2 separate regions of the Mus musculus genome follow, and region 2 is linked to region 1. Evidence: chromatin loops called from intact Hi-C (ENCODE). Cell type or tissue: heart. All regions are shown on one strand. Each heading gives the region's core, and the rest is flanking DNA. Links, peaks and the distances in the headings are about the cores only.

What was found. Hi-C counts contacts between places; a loop is a spot of excess contacts. Peaks named below come from ENCODE experiments on the same cell type or tissue, not always from the same donor. Only the 100,000 strongest peaks of a DNase experiment are listed, where the experiment ranks them.
Region 2: it touches region 1 in a loop (5-fold over the local background); 4 of 42 quality-filtered maps call a loop at or near these places.

The regions. Positions count from the first base shown.
Region 1 is chr1:125,433,281-125,438,654 of GRCm38, forward strand. Actr3 (ARP3 actin-related protein 3) reads right to left here and starts at 2,447. Exons shown (of 12, transcript NM_023735.2): 1 at 2,005-2,447. The coding sequence starts at 2,048. In heart, for the core only: no CTCF peak of the experiment used is centred there; DNase peaks (open chromatin) are centred at 1,521 and 2,521; H3K4me3 peaks cover 3,278 bases; H3K27ac peaks cover 2,987 bases.
Region 2 is chr1:125,514,641-125,520,014 of GRCm38, forward strand. No RefSeq gene overlaps it. Among named protein-coding and RNA genes, the nearest start is that of Slc35f5, 44 kb to the right of the region's middle. In heart, for the core only: CTCF peaks have their summits at 2,820 (motif pointing right) and 4,668; a DNase peak (open chromatin) is centred at 4,791.

The DNA.
Region 1 (5,374 bases), core at 154-5,153:
TATCTTGAATAGCCAAACAAACATGGGGGTAAACACACACACGCGCGCGCGCGCTTCAGAAGCAAAATAAAGAAAAATTGGGAAATCCAGACTGTGAGCAAAGGTAAAAATACTGAACAGAGAATGTGACTTTAATCATTTTCATCCATATATAAATAAATGACTGTCCAGCTAAGCTCTCCTTGTAAGGTGAGATCAATATAGTAATGTAATGATTTAGTAATTGAGATATGACACAGAAATAGCCTAGGTATAAGTTGTACCACTTTTCCTGGCCACTCCAAATGTGTTCTTAATTCAAGGTTGCCCTTTAAGAAAAAAGGTCACTTAGGGACAATTAAGTTCAAGTACCAAATACTATTCATTCAAAAATAACCAAAACTGCATTCCAAAAGAGGAAAATAGATACATAAAAAGAATAAAAAGACAAATCCTACTTAAGCAGCCATGGCATTATTTATAAGGTGATCAGTGACTATGTGGTTCTACTGACAGTGATTTCTAAAGCATGAAAGTACAACATAGCACTATCTGTCACTTCAATACAATACACTTGAAAAGTCCTATTCACTCTGGCTAATTCTAATTTTTAAAATGGCTCTAACATCCAACAACTGATCAATTAAACTACAAAAGGATAAACTTAAACACATACACAGAAACACTTCAGGGAGGTGACACTGGATTAAAAGAAAACCTAACTTTAATAAAATGTCAACTAAGAAAATACATAGAAATTCCAAGACTAGACTAGTGTTTTCCAAGAAAAAAAAAGTTTTCTGTTGTTTCCAGCTGCCTGACAAAATTACAAATAAAGGCAGAAGAGTTTTAACTAGTGTGGAGGGAAAGAAAAGGCATCGCTTAAATAACTGTGGTAGGGAGAATAAGAGGAAAAAGGTTGGCAACTATCCTCAAAACCACTGATGTATTTGGGGGATTCGAGATCAGACAGGCCTCTTCCTCCACCAAGGATTTCAACGTAGAACATAAAAAAATGTACAGTCTTCTCTCTAGGTCACTACCCAGAGCAAGTTGTAACTCTTGACAAGGTTCATTAATACAAAACCACTACTTTAAAGTCATTTTAGTCAACCACACTACTATCAGAAACAATTACTTTAAATCAAACACATTCCTTTATACCCCCTTTCAGTTTTCAAGACACAGTCACAAAACGAACGTGAACAAACGTTTAGGTTCCAGGGTGCGTCCCTTCTCTCCCCTCTGTCTCCCTCCGTGGACACACAAGAACATTTTTTTTTCTAGTTCAGACATATTGATACCTACCACTCATAATGTACTCTTTATGCAACCTGCTTAATTTTGAAAGTTCTAATAAGACGTGGTAACGTTCGAGACGAAAAACTACCTTATAAGGCTATAAAAGACGGAAAGCAGGAAGCGGCTTTGACAAAACTAAGGAAGTTGCAGCGCGCTTGCTCACCAAGGGACTTTTTTGAGGCAAGAGCTATAACCCCCGTGAGATCCTCCTCGCTGGAACTGACTTGGTTCAATGGGTAGTGGGAGATGGCTACGAATGGGTGTGGGCGGAAACCAGGCGGCGCGTGGGTCCGCTGCAAAAGCCCCCCATGCTAGCTTCCCATTTTCACAGCCTGGTTCGTCGCTCTCCCCACCCACACGCCCTAAGAGATCGAGAGTTGTCACCGCGATCTTGCAAAATCTGCAAGGAGCGCTTCTCTCTCTCTCTCTCTCTCTCTCTCTCTCTCTCTCTCTCTCTCTCTCTCTCTCTCTCTCTCTTTTCCTTGCTCCTAGGTCTGGAGGTCCTCGGTGGGTGCCCTGCTTCACAGGCAGCAAAGGGGAGAGAAGGGAAAGGACAGCCAGGTGGGCCAGACGGCCTCCTCGGAAAGGAAGGGCCTGGAAAAGATCTCTGTCCCGGGAGGCTCCCGGCACCACCCCTCGCCAGTCTGGCCGGCTCCCCCCATTCATCTCCCTCCTCCGCCCGTCCCCGGCCTCAGTCTCCCCCACCCCGAAGACCCGCCGTACCCCGTGCCACAGTCCACCACACAGGCCGGCAGCCGTCCCGCCATCTTCCTCCTCGCCCGCCGCTGCCGTCCGTTCCGTGCTGCTGAGAGGCCGGGGAGCTAGAGATGGGAGCTGGCTGACCATGCACCGGCCCGGGCCGCCCTCGGTCGGGAGGGAGGGAGGAAGGGAGGGAGCTGTGGGAAGCCCGAGCAGGAGCGAGTGAGCAGTCGGCTAGTACTTCCGCAAGCCCAGCAGGCTGGCCGGCCGGCAGGCTGGCTGTCCCCGCCCTACCCTGCCGCGGCCTCCTCCTCTACCCCTCCGCTCTCCGCCCTCCTCCTCCTCCTCCTCGCTCCCGCCCCCACCCTACAACTTCTTCCCCCTCGCACTGCCTTTCCGCGGGGAGCCAAGATGGCCGCCGCTGCCGACGCCCCGGCCAGGCCAGGCCCCAGGCCGCGATCGCTCCCACTTCCGGTTCCGGGTGGGAGGAGCGAGCACGCGCGCGCGTGCGTGCGATGTACTGTGCGGCCGCCCGGCCCCGGCTCCCTTCCGGATAGCCAGAAAGTCCACTTTGGGTTTTCAAATAGCTGGAAGCCCAGAAGCCAAGCTGAGCTTGAAGGGGGTCCAGAAGCGGCTACGCATGCGCAGTGGCGCGCAGCTGTGGGTCGCGGCTCCGCTTCCGACTTGCGAAGATTCCAGTTCGCATTTTCTGGCCGGTGGCAGCCCAGAAGTCAGGCAGTTATTTAGTTAGGAAGCTGGCTTTTGGTGGTGGTGGGTGTTGAGTGTGTTTCTTCTCTGCTAACTTGAGCCATGGGCAGGAGGCTTTCTACTGTGGGGTGAAGGGCTAATTGGAAACGTGGTCAGCGGCATGTCCCCATAATCGCTGTAGGTGAGCAGTCAGAAAAGGGATGTGTCCTGAGATTTATGTCAGTTATACTATTGCATTGTAGTTTGCAAGCTCCCCAAAATGGTGGGCCTTTGCTTTTAAGACAGGCAAGGATCCAAGACGTTAGGTTGAACAATAACAAACCCACCTTCTTCAGGGTTTGGGGATTCCTGTGTGTCTTCCAAGAAAGGCAAGTGTTGGATCAGTGACATGGCTTAGCAGGTAAAGATGCTTGCACTCACTAACCTGAGTTTGAGCCCTTGGAGATCCACATGCTGGAAGGAATGAAAAGACCCCCACAAGTTGTTCTTTGATTTTGCGCACATCCTCCCCCTCATAAGAAAATATAAAACAAAAATTAAAAAATCAAGTTTCCCAGAGGTTATGCTCTACATAGCCTGTACAAATGGCCTTTATTTGGGTTTTGGGGTGATGATAAACTTCTTTCAAGAGTAGTGAGATTATCTCCGGCCTTTAAGAAAGGCCAGTGTCCCAGAGGTTGTGTTCTACAAAATAGACTCTGTGCAGGTGGCCTCTATTCCGGTTGAAGTGACAATGAATTTCCTTCTGTGGAGTGCTGTTAACGTGATACCAACTTTTTCTAGTTGGAAAAAAAAAGAAAAAGAAAAAGAAAGAAAGATGAGAAAAAGATATGTATTTTTTTACATCACAGACTTAAAAAGTAATACTTTTAAAACTTGAATACATCAGAGTAACATAGAAAGCTTAAAGTATGTTGCTGGGTCATCTCCCAGGGGATTAGGCAAAATCAATGTGCAGTAGAACCTGAGAATTTACTTTCTCATCAGCAGGAACCTGGAAAGTTAATAGCTTTCCTTCCCAACAGGCTTGTCTTTTATTTATTCTTTAGCAATCCCATACATGTAAATGCTATATCTTGATTGAATTTACCCAGAACCTTCTCTCTGGCTCCCCTGGATATCCCAATGTATTCCTCCTCCTCCTCCTCCTCCTCCTCCTCCTCCTCCTCCTCCTCCTCCTCCTCCTCCTTTTCTCCTCTTCCTCTTCTTCCTCTTCTTCCTCCTCCCTTCCTGTCCCCTCTGATTTTCATTTATTTTTTGGTAATCTCCTGAATCCAGTCAGTTTGGTTGAAATGCTGACTGATCTTGGCTAGATCTTCAGGAAACTATAACTGCAAAATCTGTGTCATGTCCAGAAGACAGCATCTTCTATGCACCCCCATCCCCTCCTCCATGATGCTCCCCGAGCTTTGTGGAGTGGTGAGGGTCTGCATAGATGGACCATCTAAGGCTGATGGTCAGTAGTCACCTACCCTCAGCATGATATGTGTAGAAATATCAGTGTTTACAAGGTAATATTACAACAGGTCTATTGAGTAGGGCAACAGGTTTCCCTATACAGCCTGTGACGGCCTAAACCATGGGAGGTTTGGACAGGTTTAGCATAATCTGCCTAAATTCCCTTCTGAAGAGCAGGCCTCATCCAAAAGTGTTTGGTCACCCCCATACCCCCTGTGCCATACTGTACTGGAGAGCATATTTTGAGCAGGCTAATCTAGGTTTGCTTATATGAGACCATAATAATACATTAAGAAAAGATGTGTTATTCAATGCAGAAAATTCTGTTATCAGGTTAGGTAAGCTGACCTGAGGGGTAAAATACCGACTTTTCTCTTATTAATGTTAGTCATTTGGTGAAAAGTATTTTCACCAGCTCTGTGTGGCAGAGACTATATTGATCCTTAATATAGTGGGGCAAAGAATAGATAAGGGGTGTGGGATCAGAGTTCTGCCTGTGAGTAGAGAAACAGATTGTATTAAGAGCCACAGAAAAGTGCTGAGAACTGTGAGAAACAGGTGAAGAGTTGGCAAACAGCAGAGCAGACACACTTGAACAAGATAAGTGGCTCTGCCACAGAGTAAGAAACAGAGGAAGGAAGGGAGGGGGGTTCCCGAGAAGAGAAGAAGGTGCATGTGTCCAGGACCTGACTTGAGGCAGGCCTGGGGGAGGGGAATCTGACCTCTTCCCTTCAGTGGTTAAAATGAAGACAGCCAAAGAGGATGTGATGAAAAACGAACCCTGAGAAAGAGGGTGGTTCAGAAATGTGTAGCTACCTCTAAGCATACTCAAGTTTATCCTAAAGCAACTTGGAACGTATCAAAAGAGCTAGGGGGAAAAAAAAAGTTTTGGCTGTAAGAACTGAACTTTCTGGAAAGAATAGCATCTTACATGGAACCTTCTGGAAGGCTGGTTAACTAATTAGAACTTCACTGACTGTAAGGTTGGAAGGTAATTACAATTTACTTGGGGCTATCTTTAGCCCCCTATATAGCCATTCCTTTGCCCATGCCTGGTGTGTCCTAACATGCTGTAACTAACAGGTAAAACCTTTTAGAATATATTAACTTAATAGGTCACTGGTTTCCATCAGCCAAAAAAGGTTATGGGTGTCACTGAGATATCATCTGAGGCCTAATAGATATTTCCTCCACTTTGCTGTAAGCCACATCTCTGATATTTCCACCA
Region 2 (5,374 bases), core at 200-5,199, 81 kb after region 1:
ATCCCAGGGATCGAACTCTAGTCATCAGCCTTAGTGGCAAATGCCTTTACCCTCTGAGCCATCTCTCTGGCAACAGATACGTTCTTATAATTGCCTAAGAAAGACACCACATAGGCAAGCACCAGGCGGCACTCGCTAACATTGTGGGCACTATAATGTAGGTGAAATGCATGCTCTATGGGACAGTGACAAGTGCCAGCAAGCAAGAAAAAGGAGGCAAGCGAAGGAAGGAGAGTTTGGGTGTGACAGTAACTGGGGCCAAGGACAGGCAAAGGTGGCCCTGCTGGAAGGGTGTGTTCAGGGAATTGAGCCCTGGAGATCACTGGGAGAAAGGCTAACCTTGTGGCACCTTGGGGACAGGCTTGCTTATGGTTCAGCTTGCGTGGTGTGTTGGAAGAAGGCTCATCTGGGGTGGTAATAGCAAGGGAAAGGCTGGAAGTCATGTGGATGTAGAGATCTCCAGAAGTCTCGGGTCTTACTGATCTGTGTAGCTTCTGCTTGAGTGTTTTAAACACACTAGTGGCACCATTGGACTGGCGCTGCCCACCTTAGAGCACACAGGGCTCACAGCACACAGAGCTGAAGGCAGGAAGCTACTGTGATGAGCACAGAGAGACTGTTGGCTTGGCCCAGGAAGGAAGGACTGACAGGAGAGCAGGAGTTACATCTGAGATACATTAAAAAAAAAAAAATACATCATTTGAACCTGGCAGTAGTGGCGCATGCCTTTAATCCCAGCACTCAAGAGGCAGAGGCAGCCGGGCGTGGTGGCGCACGCCTTTAATCCCAGCACTCAAGGGGCAGAGGCAGGCAGATTTCTGAGTTCAAGGCCAGCCTGGTCTACAAAGTGAGTTCCAGGACAGCCAGGGCTACACAGAGAAACCCTGTCTCGAAAGGCAAAGGCAAATAGATCTCTGAGTTTGAGGTCAACCTGGTTTACAGAGTGAGTTCCAGGACAGCCAGGGCTACACAGACAAACTCTTGTCTAGGAAAATACCAACACCCCCCCCACACACACACACAATATAATATATGTATGTATGTACATATATGTGTATGTATATATACATATATATACATATACGATTTGTTAAATTATTTACTGATTTATTTACGTATGGGCACGTATGCATGCATGTGTGTGTTCAGGCCATGGTGCACCTATTGAGACTAGAGCATAGAATTGGATGCTCTCCATTCACCATATGGATCCCAGAGATGGAACTCCATTTGCCAGATTTGGTAGCAACAGCCTTTACCTGCTAAGTCATCCCACTGGCCCCAGGATCCCCTTCCCTTCCCTTCCCTTCCCTTCCCTTCCCTTCCCTTCCCTTCCCTTCCCTTCCCTTGCCTTCCCTTCCCTTCCCTTCCCTTCCCTTCCCTTCCCTTCCCTTCCCTTCCCTTCCCTTCCCTTCCCTTGCCTTCCCTTCCCTTGCCTTCCCTTCCCTTCCCTTGCCTTCCCTTCCCTTGCCTTCCCTTCCCTCGCCTTCCCTCGCCTTCCCTCGCCTGCCCTCGCCTGCCCTCGCCTGCCCTCGCCTGCCCTCGCCTCCCCTCCCCTCCCCTCCCCTCCCCTCCCCCCTCCCTCCCTCCCTTCTCTCTTTCTTTCTCTCTCTCTCTCTCTCTCTCTCTCTCTCTCTCTCTCTCTCTCTTTCTTTCTTTCTTTCTCTCTTTCTTAAAAAGATTTGCCGGGTATGGTGGCGCATGCCTTTAATCCCAGCACTTGGGAGGTAGAGGCAGGTGGATTTCTGAGTTCGAGACCAGCCTGGTCTACAAAGTGAGGTCCAGGACAGCCAGGGCTATACAGAGAAACCCTGTCTCAAAAAAAGAAAAAAAAAAAGATTTATTATGTATGTATACATGCATAAGAGTACACTATAGTTGTCTTCAGACACACCAAAAGAATGCATTGGACTCCCTTACAAAAGGTTGTAGGTCACCACGTGGTTGGTAGGAATTGAACCCAGGACCTCTGGAAGAACAGTCAGTGTTCTTAACCTCTGAGTCATCTCTCTAGCTCTGGGGTCCATTTTTAATGTGTGCTGATTTTCCTTCACTGATTCTGAACACTTTGTTTTCTTCACGTTTTGAACTGTAACTGTTTTATGTGTGTTTCTAGCTCCCAACCTGTACATCTAAATCCTACAGTCTCCAAATAGGCCAATCAGCAACAAACCCTAACCATGAATTATACAGTATTTCAAGGAAATGAATATATTCCTCAAAACCCTCTACTACTCACTTTGCCTGATATCCTCCCTTCTTTACCTTTACTTTCTATTCAGACCTATAAACCAGGCTCCAGCAGACCACGTCCCTTGATGATTGACTTTCACCCAGTAACTTTCCTCCATAGTAATTATTACACTACGAGTCACTCGCTCAGATGTGTGATTATCTGTCTACTGTTATTCTTGCTCCTTTGATGTCTGAGATCCTTGAGGCTGGAGATTAACTGTGTTGTTTTTAACACCCTCAGCTTCCAGCTCAGCACTGTGCACATACCAGAGTTTAATAAGTAATGTTTAAAGAAGAAAAGAACCAAAGAAATATATATTCTTCTTTGTTCGTTTGTTTGCTTGCTTGAGACAGGGTTTCTCTGTGTCATAGAGTCCTGGCTGTTACAACTCTCTTTGTAGACCAGACTGGCTTGAATTCACAAATATGAACCCACCTCTACCTCCCAAATGCTGGGATTAAAGGCATGTACCACCTCACCCAGCTAGAAATATATATTCTAAGTCATTTTTAAATGGCTTATTTTTATTTATTTATATTCATTTGTGGGTGTGCTTGGGCCCACAAGTGCGGATGACTATAGAGACCAGCAGAGGGCGTCAGACTCATTGGACCAGAAGTTACAGGCAGTTGCAAGCCACCCAACAGGATTCTGGGAACTGAACTTCAAGAGCAATAAAAACTTGTAACTGTGGATCATCTCTCCAATGTTAATATGCATAATTTTAAAAGGATTTATATTTTTGTGCGTGCAAATGTTTGTACATGTGTGTGTGTGTATGCACAAATGCACCTATGGCAACTAGAAGATGGCTATTGAGGGTCCTCTGTCACTCTTGGCCTCTTCTGAGGCAGGCCTTTGTCTCAGCTAGGCTGAAAGCCAGTGGACCCCAACATCTGTCTGTCTCTGCCTCCCTTGGAGTTAGACTTACAGGTATTTGTATAAATACTGGCTCATTGTGTGGGTGCTAGAATTCAAACTCTGGTCCTCACAATTTTGCAGCAAGTGCTTTTAATTGCTGAGCCATGTCTCCAGCCCCGTCTCCTCCACCTTTAACTGTCCCATACCATCTTTCCATGGATGAAACACAATTAAGTGTCTTTATGTCTTATCTTTATATATCCAGGTTGTTTTGTGTTTTACTATGGTAAAAGATTCTCAAATGAACATAGTCATGGTTTCTGTGTGCACGCACATGTTTGTCCAGGTTCATGTACGTGCTTGTGGCTTCTGTGTGTATGTGTGTGCATGTGTGTCCAGGTGTATGCAAGTGAATGTGGAGGCCAGAGAACAACCTTTGGGTATCAGGTGCCACCTGTAATAATAATAATAATAATAAATAAATTTATTGTTGTTGTATATGGCATAATATTATATAATTATATATTAATCATATGTAATATGGTATGTATAATATACAATGTATCATGTATAATATTATCTATAATATTAATAGTGATTATAATTATTATTATTTAGAATGAGTCTCTTATTGACCTGGAATAACCCCAAGTAGGTTAGGCTGGCTGAGTATCTCAGGAATCTACCCTTCTCTGCCTCACTGGTGCTGGGAATACAGTAATGTAAGTGAGTGCCAACACTCCTGAGCTTTCTCTTTCTTTCACTCTTTTCTCTCTTTCTTTCCTCCTTTCCTCCCTGCCTCCTCTCTTTCTCTCTTTCTCTCTCTTTCTTTCTTTGTTTCTTTCTTTCTTTCTTCCTCCTTCCTCTCTTTTTCTCTCTCTTTCTCTCTCTCTCTTTCTCTCTCTTTCTCTCTCTCTTTCTTTCTCTCTTTCTTTCTCTCTTTCTTTCTCTCTTTCTTTCTCTCTTTCTTTCTCTCTCTCTCTCTCTCTCTCTCTCTCTCTCTCTCTCTCTCTCTCTCTCTCTTTCTTTCTTTCTTTCTTTCTTTCTTTCTCCTGAGTACTTTGACCAAACTCAGTTCCTCAGTTTGCAAGGCAAGTGATTTCCCAACTGAGCCAGCCCAGTCAAATTGTGTCTTTTATTTGGTTTGCATCCCTAGATAGAACTGAAATTAATGGCTATTTAGGGGAGTTCCTATTATTAAATATGTCAGCTTTCCATTGCTGTGACAAATTGCCTCAGGTAAAACTTAGAGGGGGAAAGATTTGTTTTGGATCACAATTTCAAAGGTTTCACTCCAAGCCTTTGGTTTGAGGACAGGAACTTGGCCATGAATGTTGACAGAACCCACGGCTTTAAGAAGGGCAATGAGGTCATTGTGTTGACCCAGTAGCATCCTGGCTCTGGGTGCATCAACACTGATCATAGAGCCTGTGCCTTGTTTGTCTCCTGGAACCCTTCCCTTCCTATCCTAGGCCAGCAACACTTGTAGTGTTGTCTCTGGGCCACGGTGTGGTGCTAGTGGGCTGGGGCATCATGGGAAATGAATACCTCTAAAAAACGTGCAGTAGAGCCAGGCTGTGCCTCCTGTAGTTCTACCTGAGCCAGGACAGAAGGACGAATGCAGGACTGGAAACCCTCTGACTTTATCACAAGAGGGCAGCAACAACCCTGTGTACTTTGTTCCTGTACAGGGTTGACCATAGAACTGTCAGCCCCACCCAGGAACCAGGAAACAGCTAGCTAGAGTAGGAGCTTAGGGCAACGGGCCAAGGTTCCAGAGTAGATAACCTTTGCCCTTGTTCTGACTTGCTTTCCCAATATCCTTAACCACCCTAACTCTTCTTTGTACACTGAGCTCTTCTGTTCCAGGACGCCAGCCACTCAGCTGTCTCTGCAGACAAACCCTCAGCCCTGGTCCACCATCCATTCTCCCTGTTCCCACAGCTATCACCAGGCCTGTCGCTGTCAAGCCCACCTGTGTGTCCATAGACACCAGCTGATAAATATCAGCAAGGCCATCACCTCGAGGAAGCCAGGATGCAGAGACAATGGGAGAGCAGGGGGCTGAGAACAAGTTATTACAATCTGTGAGGGTATATCCTCAAGGCCATGGTCCTTTTAAGTAGGTCTCACCTCCTGCTTCTATCACTTCTCACTATCCAATCAAATTATAAACCCAAGTCAGTAGATTCACTCATTGATGACATCAGTTAGTCAGGTTCTCCCTAACCCAATCACCTGGCAACTAACCAAGGGTTAGCACATGGCCTTTGGGGG